Linked DNA regions of Mus musculus: region 2 is linked to region 1. A link is a loop called in an ENCODE intact Hi-C map of the cell type or tissue named here. Cell type or tissue: heart. All regions are shown on one strand. Each heading gives the region's core, and the rest is flanking DNA. Links, peaks and the distances in the headings are about the cores only. Region 1 holds the start of Cflar (CASP8 and FADD-like apoptosis regulator). Region 2 overlaps Casp8 (caspase 8).

The links. Hi-C counts contacts between places; a loop is a spot of excess contacts. Peaks named below come from ENCODE experiments on the same cell type or tissue, not always from the same donor. Only the 100,000 strongest peaks of a DNase experiment are listed, where the experiment ranks them.
Region 2: a loop joins it to region 1, with 4 times the contacts of the local background. A loop is called at or near these places in 4 of 42 quality-filtered maps.

What each region holds. Positions count from the first base shown.
Region 1 is chr1:58,707,393-58,718,545 of GRCm38, reverse strand. Cflar (CASP8 and FADD-like apoptosis regulator) reads right to left here and starts at 5,260. Exons shown (of 10, transcript NM_207653.6): 1 at 4,887-5,260. In heart, for the core only: CTCF peaks have their summits at 3,124 (motif pointing left), 5,300, 7,327 and 8,263 (motif pointing left); DNase peaks (open chromatin) are centred at 4,505, 5,305, 5,825, 7,045 and 1 weaker place; H3K4me3 peaks cover 4,023 bases; H3K27ac peaks cover 3,951 bases.
Region 2 is chr1:58,796,309-58,807,461 of GRCm38, reverse strand. The region is part of intron 1 of Casp8 (caspase 8); the gene reads right to left. Among named protein-coding and RNA genes, the nearest start is that of Casp8, 6.5 kb to the right of the region's middle. In heart, for the core only: a CTCF peak has its summit at 4,844; a DNase peak (open chromatin) is centred at 4,871.

The DNA.
Region 1 (11,153 bases), core at 1,824-9,823:
ACACTGAAGCAAGGTGGAACTGGTGGCATGAGAGGCATCACCCTTGGAACCTGGACATAGACAGAGCTCAGCTGTTCTACACTGAATGAAGTAATGACAGGGCTGATAGGAGGGATTATGGGTATCAGAGGCTGGGTATGACCCCAGGAAGAGTCTCCTGTGAGCTGGGAAGACCTCATCTTAATGGGCAAACAGTGTTTCCAGCCAAACGCTAGCCCACATACTCTCTACATAGCCCTGACTGTCCTGGAACTCATTATGTAGGCCAGGGTAGTCTCAAAATCACAGATCTGCCTTCTTCTCCCTTCCAAGTGTTGGGATTAAAGGCATAAGCCAACATGCCCAGCAGAACGTACCCAAAACTTAAACTAATTTCCCCCAAATAAGACAACAGTCTAACATCCTCAGAACTACTATCTTATATCTGACGATGTCAGTTAAAAATGCAATCATGCATAAACTGCTGCAGTACTGAATTTGTGGGGATAACACACAGAGCAGGATTTGCTGCGTTCATAAATTACAAAGCTTCCATTTCCTTGGCAGAAAAAGAAAGAAAAAACAGGCCAAACTGCTTGGTGTAAGCAAGATTTTAAATTTTAATGCTTTGGCAAAAGCTGAGTCCAGAGACCAAATGTCATTTCTAAGTTGTACAATGAAGAGGTAGCCGGGCCTTGTCTTTTGTTATCGTTGTTGCTGTAAGTATCTAAACCATCTGATGTGGAGCAGAGGGAACTGGGGGTATATTTTCATGTAACAGCAGTCAGGAAAACCACATGTTTTCTCAAAGTCTGTAAACAGGACAGTCGGGGCTATGCAGAGAGACTATCTCAAAACAACAACAATAAAATTGTTTTTCGGCACTTTTGAGTCTCTTCTGGGACAATCACATATGTAGAAACTTGGGTTTGAGGTTGGGTGAACGAACACTCTGGCACATAAATTTTAAGAGTTTAAGAAATGACAGCTTATTGAGAGTGAGCGCCGAGGATACATTTTTATTTTTATTTATTTATTTAGTTTTTAATCAAAATGTATTGACAATCAGTTGGCCCTTTTCCTAAAAGGCTAGCGTTGGGCTGGAAACACTGTTTGCCCATTAAGATGAGGTCTTCCCAGCTCACAGGAGACTCTTCCTGGGGTCATACCCAGCCTCTGATACCCATAATCCCTCCTATCAGCCCTGTCATTACTTCATTCAGTGTAGAACAGCTGAGCTCTGTCTATGTCCAGGTTCCAAGGGTGATGCCTCTCATGCCACCAGTTCCACCTTGCTTCAGTGTAGGCTGCAAAGGGACAAACGGACATTCTCTGTGTGCCTATCTGCTGCAACTGGATAGTCATATGTCACCTGCTCAAGAGCTCTTGAGGCCTGAGCCTGGCAGGCACCTAGGGCCTACCACACACAGCTGACCGAAGGTGAGGGTTTGTCTCTCATCATAGTCTAACTCAGGCAGAGCGCTTGCACGGCTGAGGCAGAAGGGCAAATTCAAGGCCAGCTTGGGCTGGGGTAGATACTGATCCTGTCTTGGAAAAAGAAAATAAATTTGAGAGCTGGTGGCACACACCTTTGATTCCAGTGCTCAGCAGGCAGAGGCAGGTGGATTTCTGAGTTCGAGGCCAGCCTGGTCTAAAGAGTGAGTTCTAGGACAGCCAGGGCTACACAGAGAAACCCTGTCTGGGAAAGAAAACAAACAAAGTTAAAAAAAAAAAAAAAAAAAAAAGGTGAGCCAAGAAACAACTCTAAATGACTAAGAGAACACAGCTCAGCATTTATGACATTTGAAGCTTGGCTTGGCTTGAGTTAAAATTTCAACCAGGCAAATACACTTGTCCAGTTACACAAAAGCTCAGTTCAAAGACCAAAGCTGTACATATGATCACCATATGGAGCTTCTAAACATGCCTTTCAATATATAGAGAAGTTTTTCTAATTATAAAAAGTTCTCTTTGTCGTAAGAAACTCTGGAGCAAGCCAGGAAGCAACGCTTGTCTGTGGTCGCTCAAGCTTCCTGCCCTCCCTGCTTTTGATGATAAACAGTGGAACTGTGAGGGGTGGGGGAGGAAAGACTCTGAAACGGACAACTTGAGGAAATAAAGTAACAAAGTGTCCATCTGCTTCTTCTGATCCCCCTTGGTAGTCCTGACTTCTCGCCTATCTGGTCCTGAACGATTCTTTGACATTCCTGAAAGCAACCATGGTTAACGAGACTGATTCCACATTTAGGCTGAATGGTGGCCAGCTTGTTTGTGGAAAGCCTGGGCAGAGAGCAATTGCATCATTTCTCCAGGGTAAAGCCTTGTGCTATATATATAAAACCCCCTGTTCCCACCACAACATTTTAATAGGTTCCCTAGGCCTTTAAGCACACCCTTAACTATCTGTCAGATTAAAATAGTATGGCCTTGGGGTTTAAGCAGGGCATAAGTCAAGCATAAAACTTTTGTTCAGGTTTCAGTAGTCACTCAGCCATGGTTCTGTATGTAACTTGTTACTACTTTTGTGTTTCCTAATTAAAAGGGGGTAGGAGTGTCAGTCAGCAGAGAAATGCATACACTTTCATTTCCATCAGGGACTTTGATGGACCCCCTCCGTAACACCTAGAGGTGTTTGAGCAAGATATCTGTAAAGTGCCTACCTTTTAAACAAAGATCTAACTTTTAAAAAATGCTTTTCAGTCAAGCATGGCAGTGTGTACCCATAACTAAGGTAACAGAGAGGACCAGGAGTTCAAGGTTGGCCCAGGCTCCAGGAGACTCAGTCTCAAACAAAACCAAAAACTAAAGCTACAAGAGAAAAAAAGTATTTTTTAAAAGATCACAGAAATATAAGGCAAAGGGGGACTTTTAAACATGGAACATTTCACAGGTCCATGAAGCTCTGGTTCCCACTTGTAAAACAAGATCTTTGAAGGAAGTCACTTACTTCAAAGCACACTAAACCTTGAAAGTAGTTAAAGCAAGTGGAGTTTTCAATCACACTGAAAAACTGAGGTGGGCTGGAGAGATGGCTCATCGGTTAAGAGCACTGACTGCTCTTCTTCTAGAGGTCCTGAGTTCAATTCCCAGCAACCACATGGTGGCTCACAACCATCTGTAATGGGATCTAATGCCCTCTTCTGGTGTGTCTGAAGACAGCTACATTTTATTCACATACATCAAATAAACAAATAAGTAAATAAAAACTGAGGTATTAAATGTAGATCAAAAACTGTGAAAGACCTGGGTGCAGGAGCTCATGTCAGTAATCTTCGCGCTTGGGAAGCTGAGGAGGATTTGGAGAATTCAAGGCCAATCTGTGCTGCGTGGTGAGTTGCAAACCAGCCTGGGCTATAGTGAAGTGCTGTCTTCAAAATCAGAAGATACAGCCGGGTGTGGTGGCGCACGCCTTTAGTCCCAGCACTTGGGAGGCAGAGGCAGGCGGATTTCTGAGTTTGAGGCCAGCCTGGTCTACAGAGTGAGTTCCAGGACAGCCAGGCCTACACAGAGAAACCCTGTCTCGAAAAAAAAACAAAAAACAAACAAAAAAATCAGAAGATACCACAGTCTTCTTCAACTGAAGAGTTCAATGCAGAACACAGTCTCGAATAAGTGGTAAATCTGATACCGAGTTGGCAGAACTTAATTCTTTCAATGTGTTCAACCAAAGAAACCCCAGAAAGAGGAAAATAATGAAGCTAAGATTTGTTGTTGTTGTCTTTGTTGTTGTTGTTGTTGTTGTTGTTTTCTGGCATTAAATGGACAAAGAAAAAGTGGCTATGAGTACAGATCATCGAATGAGCATAAATATAGAATAAGGTACAAAGAGCAGAAAGAGTTCAATTTTACCTAGAAAGACAAGGGCACACAGACAGACAGACACACACACACACACAGTCTTTTTCTTTCAATAGTGACACAAAGGAAGAAATTGTTCCCCAAAGCTAAGAATTGAAGAGGGAGGAGAAAGAAAGAAAAAAAAAGAGCCAATGAAACAAATCCAAGTGGCCACTGCACAAGATGGGGAAGGAGGGGAAACTAGGATGGAAACAGAAAAACAACACCACAAACATCTGTTCTGAAAGACTGTTTGGAGAAAGAATACGAAAAGGAGCTGGATGGCTGGGGCCAAGGGAAGATTCCCAATTTTTTTAAAGGCAACCAAAAGACTGTATTTGAGTACACCAATGTATGTGACTAGAACCAGCCACCTCTGGCTGTCGCTAGGGAATGGACTCGTGGGAGGTGGGGGCAGTGTCTGTATTTACTTTGCAGGTATATTTTATTTATATTATAACTTGCCTGAAAGGTTTTGGATATTAAAATGCAATGCAAAATAAGAAGTAAAATCCTTAGTAAGGAGCAAGACAGCTGCCCCAGGTGGGGTGTCAAGTCTTCCCAGAGGTGAAGGTCAGCTAGGGCGTCATAACACAGGTAGTGCTTCTTGTTTCTGAGATTTAAGAGAAATAATGCTTTGAGTATAGGAAGGCCCTGGGCCAAACCCTCACTGCCTCACTCTTGGCCAGCAGGCTTCTTGCCAGGATAAGCTGTCCTTGAGCTTTGTCCAGGCAGCCTCTACGCTGGGATTATAGAAACAAACAAAAAACACCCAAGTACCTTGTTCGAAATTTCACGCCATCCAGAGTCACACACTAAATTAACAAGGAGGCATTTGAGTCCAGTAACAAGTTTAATTTAATAAGTCTTTGGCTCTCTTCAAGAAAGACTTGGATTTGAATGTGCCACAAGTCTGGAGGTGCTGTGAGTGGATCCCCAAAAAGCACAGAAGGAACCAAGAGTGGAAGATAGGAAACGAACACTTTCCTACATTAATCAGGAGTCAGCTCTCCAACTTCCCAAGTCCCTTTGGGAACTGCAAGAATAGGAGGGGTTCTGGGATTACTCACACCGGGCGGTCGCCGGCCCATCCCACTCAACAACGGCTTTGTCGCCTGTCTTCGCTGGAGACCACCAGAAAACTGGATCGAACGAGACACTGGAAAGAACACAGAGAGGAGCAGACTCTTCAGTAGGCGTCCAGGAAAGTTAGCCTGCGGAGCTGGCCCAAGCTGCTAGCCAGGTGACGCGCCCAGCGAGCCCAACAGGTTCAGGAATGAGATGCGACCGCTCTCTCCCAGCGATAAGGACGTCCCCAGAGTACTCTTGCGGGGGCAGAATCGCGAGTGTGAGCAAAGAGAAGGGCTCCGAGAAGATGAGAATGGCCGCCATTTCACCAAAACTGAATCGAGGCCATTGCTGAATTCCACAATCCTAACAAGAGGGCGGAGGAAAGTTACAGGAAGCCAGAGAGGAAGCCAACTTCCGCCTCTAGGGGCGAAACTGACCAGTCAAGGCTCAAAAAAAAAAAAAAAAAAAAAAAAAAGAAAGAAAACCCCAAAGACCGCACATACCCCAAATCCCGCCCCCCATGCTACTTCTCTGAAGGAAGGAAACACCCCACTTCCCACCCACCCACCCCCCACCCGGGTTTCTCGCAGCTTGGGAAACTAGGTTAGCAAGTGGTGACTTGCTAAAGAATTAAATGTCATCAAAAACAATGTACAACATAAAACTTCTGGAAAAATCCATTGAAGCTGAGTGTGGTGGTGTACGCCCAGCTTTGGGGGCGGGCGGGGGTGGGGTCGGCTGCTGAGAGAAGATTTTAGCGGTCAAATCGCTTGCTTACCCAAAGCCTCCACCTCCGCGCCCCACCCCGCCCCCCACCCCCCACCCCCCCCCCACTCCCCCCCCCCGCTCCAGCTGCCAAGTGAGGTCTCTGCCTTCAGAAACCCTGTGCTCTGGACATTGGTCACTGAATACACACAGTACCTAAGTGTCATCCCAGCTGGTTGGAATAAAGACTTTCAATAGGCTATGAACTTTGGCTACGTGGTTATCTCTGGTGGACTCCCAGGAACAGTGACTAATAGCGACATACTCTCTAATCCTAGTAATCCAATCAGGAGGCAGACACAGGTGGATCTCTGCACAGTCTAGGGCAGCCTGGGCTACACAGTGAGTTTAAGGAGAGCCAGGGCTGTATAGAGAATAGAGTCCTGTCTCAGAATACCAAAAAATAAAATAAAAAAATAATTTGCTTACAAACCAAGCTTGTTTGTGATACCAGAGAGCTGAGCTTTCTGCTTTGTTCAGAACCTTTTGTAAACTAGGAGGTCGACCTTTTATCTAAAATCTCTTCTTAGGTTTTAAATTTTAGATCATCCCTATTGGTCAAGGCCTGACATATGACACTCCCTTCTGGCCCCACCCCTTTTACTGTTAAAAAATTTTTTTTCGAAGGTTACCTGAACCCGGAGGATTTAATTAGACTCCTTGAATTTACTTCCAGCGAACTTGTCCACCAAAAGAGAGAGAGAGAGAGAGAGAGAGAGAGAGAGGGAGGGAGAGAGAGAGAGAGAGAGAGAGAGAGAGAGAGAGAGAGAGAGAGAACCAACTTTTCGAAAGGAAAGCTGGAAACTGGACAGTTCAACTCCAGGAAATGAGTAATTCTCTAGATGTTTTGTGCTTGACTAATTGTGGCTCGGCCAGCAAAGTTAATCTTTAGTTTTCCGACAGGAACACAGGAATGCTCCCCCTTGGGGGTTTATGGGTGCTCCCTCCAGTCCTCAATGCAGTCACTACAGCTCCGGGGTGCCTTAGGGTCATTAAGGGTCACTTCCCTGAAGATCCCATCCCCTGAACACACCAGGCCTCCTTGAACTGGGAGTTGTTGCCACCTGTGGTCGCCCTGAGCCCTGGTTCTTACCCAGCCAGCAAAGCCAGTAAAGGAGCTACAGTCCTCCGCGCCCTCCCGGGCTCCGCCCGCCATCCCCTGTGCGCCAGCGCCGGCGCCGGACTCGTAGCGACCTCCTTGCCGGGCTAGAACGCGCACGGCACAGCGGCCCGGGACTTAGGGTCCCAGGCTCGCGCAGCGTCGCGAGTAGCGCGCCAGTTACACCGCGCAGGTCACGTACCTGTCCGGCCCTAAGTGGCCGCTTGAGAGGCTCAGGTCTCAGAGACTTCGCTGCGTGCTTTAGGGTCCGCAAAATGGAGACGCCCAGAAACCGAAAGCAGACGTGGCAGCAGGCGCAGCGTCTCTGAGCCCTGGCTCGCATCCTGGGCCGGGTTTTTAGCAAAGACAAAGGTCTTCCGAGCAGTCAGCATAGAGGCCGAAAAGCATTCTCTCCAGACCCTTACTTGACTTTATAAAGACAAAAAAAAGTCTTTGGCTAGATACACTTTTAAATACAGAAAAACACAAATAAAATAACAAATATCTTTATTTCTACCAGTCTGAACATGTAGGCTTCCTTTTTTATCCGGTGGAGCCGCTCCAGTGGAAGGAGACAAAGTATCAACACATTTTCTGTGTTACTCTCTTGGAGGCCTTGTGGTGGAAGAGGACAGGAAGCAAAGGAGAGAATCAGCTCTACAAGTTGTCCCCTGATAACCACGCGTGTGCCAGGGCATGTGTGCCCACACACATAAACATAATAAAATTAAAACTAAGCCTTTAGCCTTTAAGCCTCGATCTAAATTACACTTTAAAACTTGTTACTTAAGGACTGGAGCAGGTGGTACAACTAGTAAATATTTTTCCCTGCTCCCAAAGACTGATGACTTGTAAAAGTAAAAAGAAAGAAAAAAAAAAAAAAAACCACACCCACACAGGTAGCCTCCGTGTGTGCGATGCTGTACGCATGTCAATGCAGATATGGAACACACAAAATAATAAAGGAAAAGTGTAAACCATGTAACTCAGCTACAGAATATATATCCCATAAAATAATAGGACACAGCTGTCCCCGGCAGAGCCTGTAACCATACTCGGGTATGTCTTACTCTTTCCCAGAGCATTTCTCTACTAACCTCTAGTCTTACAACCCATGGTAAAAATGTCGTTTAACCTCAGCCTCTCAATAGGATTCTAGGATTCTAGGCCTGTGTTCACCAGACCCAGCTCAAACTCTTAATTCATTCATTCACTAGTATATGACATTATTTTTTCTTGTGTATCAAGTTTTATTTCTCACTCTTACAGAGTTCTTATAAATAATACTTGGATAACTAAAATTTAACAGTATATATGCCCTTTCTATATAGGAGAGCATGCTGAGAAGACAAAAATGTTGTAGCAAGAACTTTTAGGGGGCTGGAGAGATGGCTCAGTGGTTAAGATCACTGACTGCTCTTCCAGGGGTCCTGATTTCAATTCCCAGCAACCACATGGTGGCTCACAACCATCTGTAATGGGATCCAATGCCCTCTTCTGGTGTGTCTGAAAACAGCAACAGTGTACTCACACATAAAATAAATAAATAAATCTTTTTTTTTTTAAGGCCGGGGGTACTTTTAGAAGGGCATGATGGCACACACCTTTAATCCCAGCACTTTGGAGGCAGTAGTAAACAGATCTCTGTGAGTTCAAAGCCAGCTTGGTCTACAAGAGCAAATTCCAAGACAGCCAGGGCTACACAGGGAAAACATGTCTTGAAAACATAAACAAAAAAATAACTTTTAAATAATGTTGTAAAGAGTTTCCCACAAAATATCTAGTGACATACTGTCCCCAGATTCATTTTATGAACCCCATCAAGATTTTACCACCTCATAGATAATCTGAGAGTCAAGCATGCCAGCCTGTTATAAATACACTTCTAGTTCTACCATAGGATCACAGACTTAGAAAGCTCCATAGAACTGTAACCATGTCCCCTTATTCTTAATGAAGAAACAAAGTTAGTTGTGTACTGTTAGAATATTATTGATTTTCCATTGCTGTATGTCTCCCCACCCTCCAACACCATTTTTTTTGAGACAGACTCACTATGTAGCCCTAGTTGGCCCAGAACTTAAAGTGGTCCTCCTACCTCTGCCTCTCCAAGTGCTGGGATTATTGATGTGCATCATGTATTACCATATCTGGCTCTCTCTCTCTCTCTCTCTCTCTCTCTCTATATATATATATATATATATATATATTCTATTTGGCTGTAAATGTATGTCTATATATGTGGACATATGGACCTGGATACCCATGGAGACCATATAACTTCTCATGAGACTAGAGTTACACTGTTTATAAAATATCTTGGTATAAGGTTGACTGTATTTCTTTATTTGAGTCCAATTGCCTCTGGAAGTACTGGGTTAAAGGTATGCACTAGTTACATGGTGGCATTAATTAAGAGAACGTGTCTCTGCGTGTGCACAGATGCATGTGTGCTGCAGACGGACCTCACTTGGATACTCGATCCACAGGCAAAACTCGGGTTCCGGTAGTTACAGGTGAGCAAGGAGTTGGCATGGATGACAAACAGACATGAATCCAGAGAGAGTATGTATCTGAATGTAATTTTTCAAATTGAGCACCAGACTTTTAATACAGAAGAAAATAGGGAAGTTAGGTGACACATCATTGTCACTATTGTTAAGGTACAATGAGTTTACTGGATGCTTAATGACTCTAACACAAAACAGAGGAATGCAAACATAAAGACTGGCAGGTACTGGGCAATAAAACAACTGAGACAAAGTCAGCTCTATCTAAGGTCAGCTATATTCTTGGAAGCCAGGTGTGAGGTCTTTACACTCCTGGGGCAAGGGCTTTCACACCCAAGTCATAGTTCTAATTAGGGAGTTCCACTCTAGCTAACCTTCTCATGAATAATGCAATATTCTAGCTCCTACTCAAACCACAGGCCGATCTACTTCCTAAACCATTGTACATTCCTGTATATGAGAATGACTTGGCTTTTATTCTAAGTGATTGTGTGGGGAAACTTTCTACTAATAAGTAATGCAGTCTGCTATACATAACTATAATAAAAATCCTAAACTTACTCTGCTAAGCTTGCCCTGAGATTTCTAACTCTGTATAGTAGAGAGTAATGCCTGATTTCTTTCAGTATCTCACTTACAATACCAGAGGCAATTCTAAATGTCACTGAATAGGCAACATTCTTACTGAATTCCAAGTCCAGGGTTGGCTCAAGGACTACCCTAGGACATTGATGAAGGCCAGGAAACAAAGTTCGATTATGCTTAGGTATTTGGCAAGTCACTGCTTAGAGACACCTATAATAATACAATACTGAAAGAAAGCACACAGATCCATTCCCAAGGACAAGTTTGAAACATTCCTTATACAGAATGCCACGGTTCCAGGAGACTAAGTTTCCCTGAACTTCCCCCCTAAGGACTGCATCCAGGTTTCAAGGCCTGTAACGCTAGTCACTACTGGAGGGGGTGTAGCACATGTGGGTACCCGTGACAGCCTCGTCAGATCCCATGGAACTAGAGTTGCTGCTCTTTGTGAAACAACATCTGATGTGGTGTGGGTGCTGGGAACCAGACTCAGGTCCTCTGGAAGAGCAGCAAGCAACCTTAACTGCAGAACCATCTTTCCAGTCCCCAGTCTTATATTTTTTAAGATATTGAAAATCCTTTTCATAATTTTTTAAAAATTTCCAGCTCATCTCAGAAATGTTACATACTCTTTTTTTTCATTTTTTATTGGTTATTTTAATTATTTACGTTTCAAATATTATCACCCTCCCCAGTTTCCCTTCTACAAACCCCCTATCCCCTCCCCTGCCTCTATGAGGGTGCTCCCCCACCTGCCCACCCACTCCTGCCTCAGCGCCCTAGTTTTCCCCTACCCTGGGTCATCGAGCCTCCACAGGAACAAGGGGTTCTCCTCCTAGTGATGCCCGATGCCCAACAAGGCCATCCTTTGCTACATATGCAGCTGGAGCCATGGGTCCCTCCATGTGTACTTTTTGGTTGGTGGTTTAGTCCCTGGGCACTTTGAGGTGTCTGGTTGGTTGATATTGTTGTTCTTCCTGTGGGGTTGCAAACCCCTTCAGCTCCTTCAGTCCTTGCCCTACCTCCCCCATTGGGATCCCTATGCTCAGTCCAATGTTTGGTTGTGAGCATCAGCATCTGTATTGGTAAGGCTCTGGCAGAGCCTATCAAGGGACAGCTATACCAGGCTCCTGTCAGCAAGCTCTTCTTGGAATCAGCAATAGTGTCTGGGTTTGGTGTATGCAGATGGGATGGATCCCTAGGTAGGGCAGTCTCTGGATGGCCTTTCCTCAGTCTCTGCTCCTCTTTGTCCCTGCATTTCCTTTTGATAAGAGGAATTCTGAATTAATATTTTTGAGGTAGGAGGG
Region 2 (11,153 bases), core at 1,433-9,432, 89 kb before region 1:
GTACCCCAGAGAGGCAGGACTCAGTACGACGAGAAAGAAAAGAAAGAAAAGAGAAGAAAAAGAAAAGAAAAGGAGAAAAGGAAAAAGGGGAGGGAGAGGAGAGGAGGGGAGGAAAAGGAAAAGGAAAAAAGGAAAAAAGGAAAAAAGTTCTGGAATTCAGTGTGCACCGGTACTGTCTTCCTGCCATGGCCTCTCAAGAGCTGGAATTGAAGATGAGTGCCATGCCCAGTACATTCACATATTAATTGTTGGAATGACACCACACAAAGACATTTCTCTCATCTTCTATAAGTTCTGACTTATTTCCCTTTTACTGAATTCATTATTTGTGTGTGTGTGTGTGTGTGTGTGTGTGTGTGTGTTGGGTATAGGCATGTGTGTGCCACAGCAAGTGTACCAGGACCTCTGGGAAGAGCTCCTGCCTTCCACATTTGTGTGGGTTTTGGGGATTGAGCCAGGTTGCCAGCTTTGAAAAATAAGCACCTTTCTTAAATAAATTGTTAGACTTGGAGAGGAAGAGAAAATAAGAGAATGAAAAGAAATGCTGGGTGTGTTCCCGTGTTAAAGACTGTATGGTGTAGAAGACAGGAAGTTGACTTCCAGGAAGTCCAAGGCAGGGCAGGAAGTGCCTCTCAGTCTGGGCGTCAGCACAAATGCTCTTAAGAAAACTTAGCATTAGAACCAAGTTCTTAGAGAACTGGAAACTTGCCTTCCCCCAAAGATTCGGACTTTGCCCTGTCCCCTCCCAGGTGCCTGGGTACCCCAGAGAGGCAGGACTCAGTAAAACAAGAGAGAAGAGAAGAGAAGAGAAGAGAAGAGGGGAGGGGAGGGGAGGGGAGGGGAGGGGAGGGGAGGGGAGGGGAGGGGAGGGGAGAAGAGAAGAGAAGAGAAGAGAAGAGAAGAGAAGAGAAGAGAAGAGAAGAGAAGAGAAGAGAAGAGAAGAGAAGAGAAGAGAACAGCATCCTTCACAATAGCCACAGATACTATAAAATATCTTGGGGTAACTCTAACCAAGCAACTGAAAGGCCTGCATGACAAAAGATTCAAGTCTTTGAAGAAAGAAACTGAAGAAGGTATCAGAAGATGGAAAGATAGCCCATGCTCAAAGATCAGTAGGATTAACAAAGTAAAAATGGCCATTTTATCAAAAGCAATCTCCAGATTCAATGCTATCCCCATCAATATTCCAATACAATGTTTTTATATATTTTGAAAGAACAATACTCAACTTCATATGGGAAAAAAACCCAGCTCACACATCTTTCAGAGAAACCCAAAGTGAACAGACAGATCAGGGGGCATATTCTAGCTGTGAATCTCTCCCAGGAGAGAACATGCGTCCTTCCCAAATCCATGATGTAATCACAAAAGTACCTTAACTTAGGGCCAGTGTGTTGATCAACATTAGGCCAAACACCCTTAAAATTTTAAAGCAGTTTAATCTGTTAAAATCCCATTTAATAGGGAAAAAAAATCCACAAGAAAAAGAAACAAGACTTCTGGGCTGGAGAGACAGCTCAATGGTTTAAGAGCACTGACTGCTCTTCCAGAGGTCCTGAGTTCAATTCCCAACAACCACATGGTGGCTCACAACCATCTGTAATGGGATCTGATGCCCTATTCTGGTGTGTCTGAAGACATATACATTAAATATACATTAAATAATAAAATAATATTTTAAAAATAAATAAAACTACCTGTAATTCCACCAACCAAAGATAAATATGTAGTAATATTTTACTGCTTAATCTGCCAAATATTTTAATCATGCTTTTTTCCCATTAATAATACTGAAAATACGTTCTGATGTCTTTTTTCTCTATAACACAGATTTTAGTATCCATAAGGCATCTACCATAAGTACGTAATTCACATAACCAGTCATTATTAAACTCAGGATAATTTTAAAATGTAAATCTCTGAATCCTATTTCCTTAGAATACTTTCCTATAATATTATACGGTCAAGGAATTTAGTTAATAAGCCTTTTCAGGCATCACAAATTCAACAGCATTTCTTTTGTTTAAAACTTTTTTTTTAAACAGCTTTATTGTAGGAAGGCAGGGAGAAAGGGAGAAGGTAGAAAGAGAGAGATGCCGGCTATGGCCACGTGGAGAGAGGAGGGAAGAGAGAGAGAAGGAGGGCTAGAGAGTAAGAAAGGTGAGAGCTTAAAGAGAGCTGTTTAAAACTTTTAATTGTTTTAATTGGCTAGGCTTGTTCTTTGACCATTTCTTTCATTTATGTCTATCACCCTTTCTGTTTACCCTTGACGATCCCACCATCTCTTCTCCTCCTCCCACCCCACACCCTCCTTCCTCCTTACAAGTCCCTTTCCCACAGAACAACACCTTCCCCCACGTTATGACCTGAGGTCAGTGTGACAGTGAGTCTGGACATGGTGTGATGGGCATCTGGCCCCTGTGCCCATCCCAGCTCACTCTTCCCTGCACCTCTATGAGGTGACTGCTTCTGAAGGAGTTGGTAAGGCCTCTTAGCTTCCCAGGCCTCTCCATGGTACCTGACGTTCCATCTTGCTTGCTTGTTCCTGTTTGGGTCACACATTTCTCTACTCATAGCCCCGCAAAAAGCAATCAGTTTCATGGAATTTGTGAGACCATGGGTGAGTTTAGTCACTCACTCTATAAGAACGGGGACCACACTGTGGCCTCATTTTATGGGACCTAAACTGGTGACTTGAACTTGTGGGAAATTAACACTGTTAATATTTTTGAAATGCTTGCTGTTGTTTTTGTTACTGAAGACACTAAGTGTAAAACACCTCACAGAGAAAGTGTGGAAAAGTAAGAAAAGAAAAGAAAAGAAAAGAAAAGAAAAGAAAAGAAAAGAAGAGAAGAGAAAAGAAAAGAAAAGAAAAGAAAAGAAAAGAAAAGAAAAGAAAAGAAAAGAAAAGAAAAGAAAAGAAAAGAAAATCATTTAAATCTTATCATTCTAAAGTAACTCTCTGGTCCTATTTGGCATTGTGTCCTGAAATTTATTCACATCTCTCTACAAAAATAGATATGTATAAATAAATTTGAGAAGTATTTGAGTTTATCATATTATTTATATATTTTATTATTGCTGTCAAATAATCTAAATATGTTTCCACTTTATGATATATAGAACATTTCATATTTTATATATGAATAACTTAAAATATTTAAATGTAAATCAATGTTTACATTATGACTTAGAAGCATTCAGAAGTACCCATAACTACATAAATCATTTTCTTATCTCATTTTGCTAGAAGCCTCTGAAGAAATGGTTACTACAGTCTTCATTTTCCTATTGCACTAAATCATAACTTAAATCAGCTAGTCAGCCAGAGATAGGCTCAGACTCACCAGTCACTCAGTAGTTCCAAAAGCACACACATTAAAATGTGGAGTTTTTAAAACACCAGCCAGGCTGCCTGAGCTACCTGGAGAGTTTCAGGCCAGCAAAAGACCCAAGATAGCACCTGAAGAATGCACACAGAACAGTGAGTGAGCATACCACAACACGCACACATATACAGAAAGAGATATGCTATTTTATTCTATTAGAAGACAATGAGGAAATTCAATAGAGAATTACTAATAGTCGTATTTTCAAATGGGTACAATGGCCAAAGATTAAAAGTTAAAGAATTAAAAAAAAAAGAAAAAAACGGAAAAAACTGCACATAAAATGGAGTGTGTGGCCTGCCCACTGTTGAGGAAGTGCTAGTCTACTTAGACCGGAGGCCCGATCTATGATCCAAGCTCCACCACACCCTCTTGTGCCAGGTTACTGTTTCTAATCATTATTCCATAAATAATAAGGTACATTCTGCCCCTCCTGAGATTTAGATAACCGACTCCGAGATGGAGGTGGTGGGGAGACATAAAATGAAACTTGCTAGAACTTTCCAGGGATAAAAACCTTTCCAGGGATAAAAACCTTTCCAGGGATAAAAGTCAATACGTCATCCAAAGCCTGAGAGAATCTGAGAGGCTCCATCAGACCAAATCCTAACCTTGAGCTCTGCCTCTGCCTTCTAGGCAAGGCTGCTCCCAGAATTGGGCTCCCCTAAACCCCAAAGAACTCCACACATCACACAGGAGCACGATCAACAAGCCGCAGCAGGCAGGTGTTGGATCCACCTCATTAAAGGCAATCAAACGTCAATAAAATGAACAACCAACCCCGTCGTTTTCTAACTGAATATAACTTGTAACCTGACGCTGGAACGGATTTCTGGGCTCTTAAACTGTGCTTCCTATTGTTTCCTTCTCTGGGCTGTCTTGTTTCTTTTTAATTTCTCAAAAAAATAGAGACGATAGGCTGAGGAGGGAGTTTGGTGATAGAGCCCTTGCCTAGCAGGTAAGGCCCTGAATTCAATTCCCGGAACTGCGGATTTAAAAACATAAATAGATAAAATCACTAGATTGTGTCTGTGTTTGGGAGTATGCGTGTTGGGGTGTGCGTGTGTGAGTATCAGATGTGTAGTTTCAGGGTGGGTGAGACGGTGAGGAGACAGTTCAGCCAAATCAATTGAGATCTGAATTTTGGCTTCTTTTCAAGGAGGGGGACAATAGATGGCTGTCCAGGAACACCCAGGAGGGAGGGGGGGGAGAACCCTCGAAGAGGGAAGAAGGCAGCTACTCACACAGAAAGCTCCCGGCTTCCCTTTCAGTATTCAAACCCTGAAACCCTCTATGGCCTTGTGGACTCCAGATCCCGCACTCCGAAACCTAGAAAGCTTTAGAATCAAGATCCATCCCTGCTTAAAAGCCCAGCTGACCTTATCAGAAACAAGTCCCGAGGATCCTCAGGAGGCACCTTGCTCCCAAGCCCCTTCTCTGTCTGGGGTCTGTGGCAGGCAGGGGGCAACAGAGAGCTGGAGGGTAGAGCCTCTCACACTTCCTGCTTTCCTGAGACAGGACATAGGAGGAGGCAGCCTCAAGCAGGCTGGCCTGAGTAGTAGAATGACACTGGCTAAGGCTGTGCAAAGTTCTATACATGTATACACTACATTAGCCATAGTCTCCCCATTTGCCCATCCCCCATTTCCTGTTAGTCCCTTGGTCTCCCAGTTTCGTTTCTGCTTTCGCAGCGTACGTTTGAATTTACGGGTCTTAATAAAATCTAGGAACCACAAATGAAAAAACAAATGAGATCTGTCCTTCTGAGATTGGTTCAGTTCACTTAAAATGATTATCTCAGTTTTTTGTCTATTTTCTGTCAAACATTTCCCATTTTGTTTTGTTTTTTGGTTTGGCTTTGGTTTTGTTTGACCCTGGCTGTCCTGAAACTGGCTTTGTAGACGAGACCAGCCTCAAACTCAGGGATCCACCTGCCTCTGCCTTCCAAGTGCTGGGATTAAAGGTGTGCGCCACCATCGCTGGGCTGTCACTCCGTTCTTTATGGCTGAAATTTGTGTGAGTGTGTATGTGTGTGTGAGTGTGTGCGTGAGTATGTATGTGAGTGTGAGAGAGTGAATGTGTAAGTGTGTGCATGAGTATGAGTGTGAGTGAGTGTGTGTGAGAGAGTGAGAGTGTGTGAGTGAGTGTGTGTGTGTGTGTGTATATATATATAAAATGCCACAATTTCCTCATCCATTCCTCTGTTTTTAATGGTCGGTTGGTTCCATAACTTAACTATTATGAATAAGTATGGATGTGCAAGTGACTCCATGATATGCTGACTTAGAGTCCTTTGCATAAATACAGCTGGGTCCATGGAAGAGCTTTTTTTTTTTTTTTTTTTTTTTTAACAACCTCCATTTTGACTTCCTAGAGGCTGGCCCAGCTCACGTTCCCATCAGGAGTGTATAAGGGCCAGCGTTTGTTGTTATTTATTATCTTTTTTTTCAAATGAATATATTTAATTTTTTTTATGAATACATAGGTTGGTCTCAAACTCATGATTCTCTTAAAGCTTAAGTCCTGCCTTCGGAGGGTCACAGGTATACATTGCCCAAACCGATCAATAAATCTTTCATATATTGATCTTTTGTCTTCCAATCTTGCTGGATTCATTTTGTTGATTTTATTGTTCATTGTATAACTTTATTTTTATTCTTGTTGTATAACATAGCTTCTGCCAGGTTTTAGATACTCATGTTTTCAAGTGACTAGGTAAATAAAAGATGATAATTTTAACAATTACCATCTAGAGTATTAGTGGAGTATTAGTGTTTAGTAATTTTTGGCTTTTCTATGTCATCATTAAAGTAGGAATTTTCGGGATAGCACTTGAAATGTAAATAAAGAAAATATCTAATTTTTTAAAAATGTGACTACAAAGTATGGGGGCACAGGAATTGCAATTACTAACTAATAAATTCAGTTTCGTTAGCTCTCTTGCAGCTAAATAAATTCCAAAGAGATACAGCAAAATTCCTAACTCCATCAGAATAAATGTTATTTGTTTTTTAATTTATTTTTATTTTTATTATATGTAAGTACACTGTAGCTGTCTTCAAACACTCCAGAAGAGGGAGTCAGATCTCATTACAGATGGTTGTGAGCCACCATGTGGTTGCTGGGATTTGAACTTCGGACCTTTGGAAGAGCAGTAGGGTGCTCTTACCCACTGAGCCATCTCACTAGGCCCCATTATTTGTTATTTTAATGACTGCTATTCTGACAGGGATGAGATGCAAACTCAAAGGTCTTTAACTCACACTTCTCTGATGGCCAGTGGAGCGGAGAACGTTTTCATTGTTTTCTTACCATTTATTTAATCAATTACTTTTTTTGTTTATTTATTCAACCGAGAGTGAGAGGCATTCTTGCCACTTGTGGAAGTCAGAGACAGCCTTTGGGAGTCTGTCCTCGTCCGTCCGTCCATCCTCATCCGTCTGTCGTGTATGCTCTGGGATAGAACTCAGGTTGTCCAGCTCGGTGACCCAGCACCTTCGCCCCTCAGCCAACCCCCTGGATCTTTAGTTCAATTTTTGTGAGCCACTTGTTCATTTGTTGGATTGTTTGATTTCTTACTGTTTACTTTTTTAGTTCTTTGCATAGTCTAGACTAATATTTTGTCAGATGTATAGTTTGCAAAGATTTCCCTCCCATTCTGAATGCTGTCTCTTTGCCCAATTAATAGTTCCTTCGACATACAAAGAGCTTTTTAGTTTCATGAGGTCTCATTTGGCAACTGTTGGACTTACTTCTTGAGCAATGCCTTTCAAAAGTAATTCTGGGTATTAGTGGTCTTGGGATCACAATCAAAAGTCACGAACTGCAGATTGCATTTAAAAACAAAAACAAAACAAGGAAACAGGATCCACCTATTGTCATTGAGGGGAAAAAAAAAACCCTTTGACATCAAAGATAAAGGAACACTGCCTTGAAGGTGAAGGGGTAGAAGGGTACGGTATCATGGACGCAAGGAATGCATCTAGGAGACAAGTAAGCATCATTGTTCAAATACTTGACAAGAGAGACTTCTACCCAAAACTAGTCAGAAGGTACAGAAGTTTACTTCATATGGATTAAGGGAACAATCCATCAAGAGGACATTGAACTTCTAAACATTGATGTATACATAGAACAAATTCTACTCAGGCTAAAGTCACGAACTGACCCAGCACAGTAAGTGGGTAACTTCACCACTTCATTCCCATCTCTAAGTAGAGAATCATCTGAGTTACATGAGATACCAGATCAAATGGAGTTAACAGCGATCTACAGAAGGTTTCCATCAAACACTGCCGAGTGCGTGTCTTCTGGTGGTCCTCAGAGCTCTCGGATAATGTAAGAGGACACAAAGCAAGCCTTAGCAAATACAGGAAAGTGGAAAGAACATCTCACGCTCTGTCTGACAACCGTGAAGTAAAGCTAGAAATTAACAGCAAAAGAATGCTTAAAAAAATATACAAACTCATTAACACACTAATTAACACTAAGTAAATAACACGCTAGTGAATGATGACCAGTTTACTGATGAAGTCAAGAAGGAAATTAAAAAAAAAATCCCTAGGCAAAATTGAAAATGAAAACACAACACACTAAAACCTGTGGGATACAATGAAAGCTGCCCTAAGAGGCAAATTTATAGCTATAAGCACCTACATTACAAAGCAGAGAGAGGGACTGGAGAGGTGGCTCAGTGGTTAAGAGCACTTGCTGCACTTACAGAGGACCAGAGTTCAATTCCCAGCATTGGGCAGCTCATAACCATCTGTAACTCCAACTCCAAGGGGCCCAACACTCTCTTCTGGCTTCTTGGGCATGGCACTCACATGCATATACACACCCATATACGCATAATTTTAAATGATTAAAAATAATAATAAAAAGAAACCTTCGACACACAAACTTCGAGAGGGACTGGCAAGATGGCTCAGCAGATAAAGGTGCTTGCTTCTAAAGCCTGGAACTCACAGGGTGAAACAAGAGCACGGTGGCATGCACATAGCTAAACACACACACACACACTAAACAAATGGGAAAAAAGTCAGAGAGGTTTCAAATTAGTAACTCAATGAAAACACCTTAAGACTGTGGCAAAATGAGAGCAAGCTAAACCCCAAAGCAACAGATGCTGTGGTGGTCTGAATGAGAACAGCCCTTACTGGAACTCTTTGAGAAGGATTAGGAGGTGTGGTCTTGCTGGAAAAAGACATATCACTGGGGGTGGGCTTCACCGTTTCAAAAGCCCATGCCAGGCCCAGTTTCTCACTCTCCATTGGCCTGTAACTTGTGGATCAGGTGAGCTCAGCTACTGGTCCAGCCAGCACTTTTCCTGCCTGCCTGTCCCCATGCGCCCCACAATGATGATAATGAACTAACCTTCTGAAACTGGAAGCAAGCTCCCAATTAAATGCTTTCTTCTAAAAGTTGCCTTGGTCATGGTGTTTCCTCATAGCAACAGAAAAATTAAGACATATGGGAAAAATAATTAAGATCAGGGCAGAAATTAATGAAACAAACCAAAACAAAACAAAAAATTTCACAAAGAATTAAAGAAGCAGAGTTGATATGAAGAAAAGATTAAAAACAACAAACAAACAAACTAAACCAAGCAAAAGAGAGAAAACCCACATTAACAAAGTTAGAAGCAACAAGGAAGACATTACAACTAATATCAATGAAATTTAGAAAAATCATATGAATATACCTGAAAAACTTTCATTCTACCTGCTTTTAGAATCTTAAAAAAAATAAAAGAATTAATTTCTAAAATTTTATTAACTAGCAAAAATAGGCCCCAGAAGTGTTTCACCTCTGATGGGCCTAGAGTCCTGCCTGGGCTTTGAGGGTTTGCTGACTTCCACAGCTAAGTCTTACTGTTACACAGGGATGTTCTCCTTGCTCCTAGTTCGATAGTTTCTACTTACAGCTAAAACAGAACAAAACAAAACAAAACAAACAAACAAACAAACAAAAAAACAAAAAAAACCAACCAACCAACCAACCAAACAAACAAACAAACAAAAAATAAGCCTAAAGTCAAAATCAGGGCTTTCCTACAGCAAACTCCCCAAAGAGGCAAACCCTGGGTCCTTCATTGTGTGAGCAAACCTGTGTACAAACACATAAGCTCCTTGCTGGGAATTAGTTAAAATATTTTCTGGTGTTAAAGAGAAGAAAAAGAAAAGGACTTTGAAACTGTGTTTTCTGCTACCTAAAATAGAATGTAAACTTTCAGAGTAAAGAGCGCCAACTTCACAGCTGAGGGAACTGAATGAGGCGCCCAAAAGCATATGTCCACCCTCGATGTCTGGGCAAAGGTGACACCATCGTACCAGGACCTTTAGCTGGCATTTGATTCTGCCCAGGAACCTGGGCACCATGGAAGCAGCAAAATCAAATCCTGTCTGTGGCCCAGTCCACTCCAGGAGTTACTATAGTTTTCCCAGCATCCTCTATAACCTCTACCCCAGTTCTGGCTCACTGTTTTCTGAGAATTTCCTGTCAGAGACCACGAACTTCCTGTGAGTGCAGCAACTGAAGCTCTCATGGTAATACTTGAACCACATAACAACAGCCTGAAAATCATCAATGAGAAGATACTGTGTAAAGAGGCAATGAACCTCTGTACAGGGGCAATGGGGGTGTGGTCTTGCTGGAAAAAACACATGGAGCTCCCCTATAGGCACTAAGCCCATGAGAGCATAGGATGACACATCACATGGGTCAGTAAATCCGAGGAATGTCAAATAAAGCAAGAAGATGCCCACTTTCTTATTAGAATTTCTTTTAAGTTGGAAGATTAAAAAAAAAGAAAGAAAGAAAAGAAAAGAAAAAGAAAAAAGAGCAACCTGATAGGGTGAGGTGGTCAGGCTATGCAGGCTGCTGGAGAAATCATATTAGTTCCTGGAGTGAACCTACCCACAAACAGAAATTACTGGGCAAAATCAAATAACAGCTAAATGGCCTGCTATGGGGTCACCTTTCTCCCTCCTGGGAAAGAGACATGGGAGACACACAGCCATGACCAGCAACTCCTCTGTGTCCACATACGAGTTCTTGAGTCTTCTTTAAATAGGTTTGTAAGAAACGGGAGCACTAATCGTCCTCATGCTAATTCAATCAATGCCATATTTATTTAAAAAAAGAAAGATTTGTCGATGAGACAACTCAGGAGTTTAAGAGCACTCAATGCTCTTGCAGACCACCTGGGTTCAGTTTCCAGCACCCATATAATGGCTGAAACTGTCTGTAAATCCAGTTCAAGGAATCTGTGCCGCCACCCCCCCCCCCCCCGCCCAGTACCAGGTGCACATACATACATGCAGGCAAAATACTCATACTCATGAAATTAAAATAGAAATAAATAATTTTTTAAAGAATGAAACTGAGACCTAGCCAAGCAGAAGGCACTTAGAGGACTCCCTTTAAAAAGACAAAAAAGAAAAAGAAAAAAAAGAAAGAAAAAAGAAAAGAAAAGAAAAGAAAAGAAAAGAAAAGAAAGGAAGGAAGGAAGGAAAGAAAGAAAGAGAAAGAAAGAGAGAGAGAGAGAGAGAGAGAGAGAGAGAGAGAAAGAAAGAAAGAAAGAAAGAAAGAAAGAAAGAAAGAAAGAAAGAAAGAAAGAAAGAAAGAAAGAAGAAACAGAAATATGACTGTATGATAATTCCTTACAGGTACTTAACAAGCCAGTCACCCTTACAACTGCTTAGCACGTAGAGGAATTACCGGCCTCAGGTCACCTGTAGCCCCCTCCCTCCCTCCTCTCTC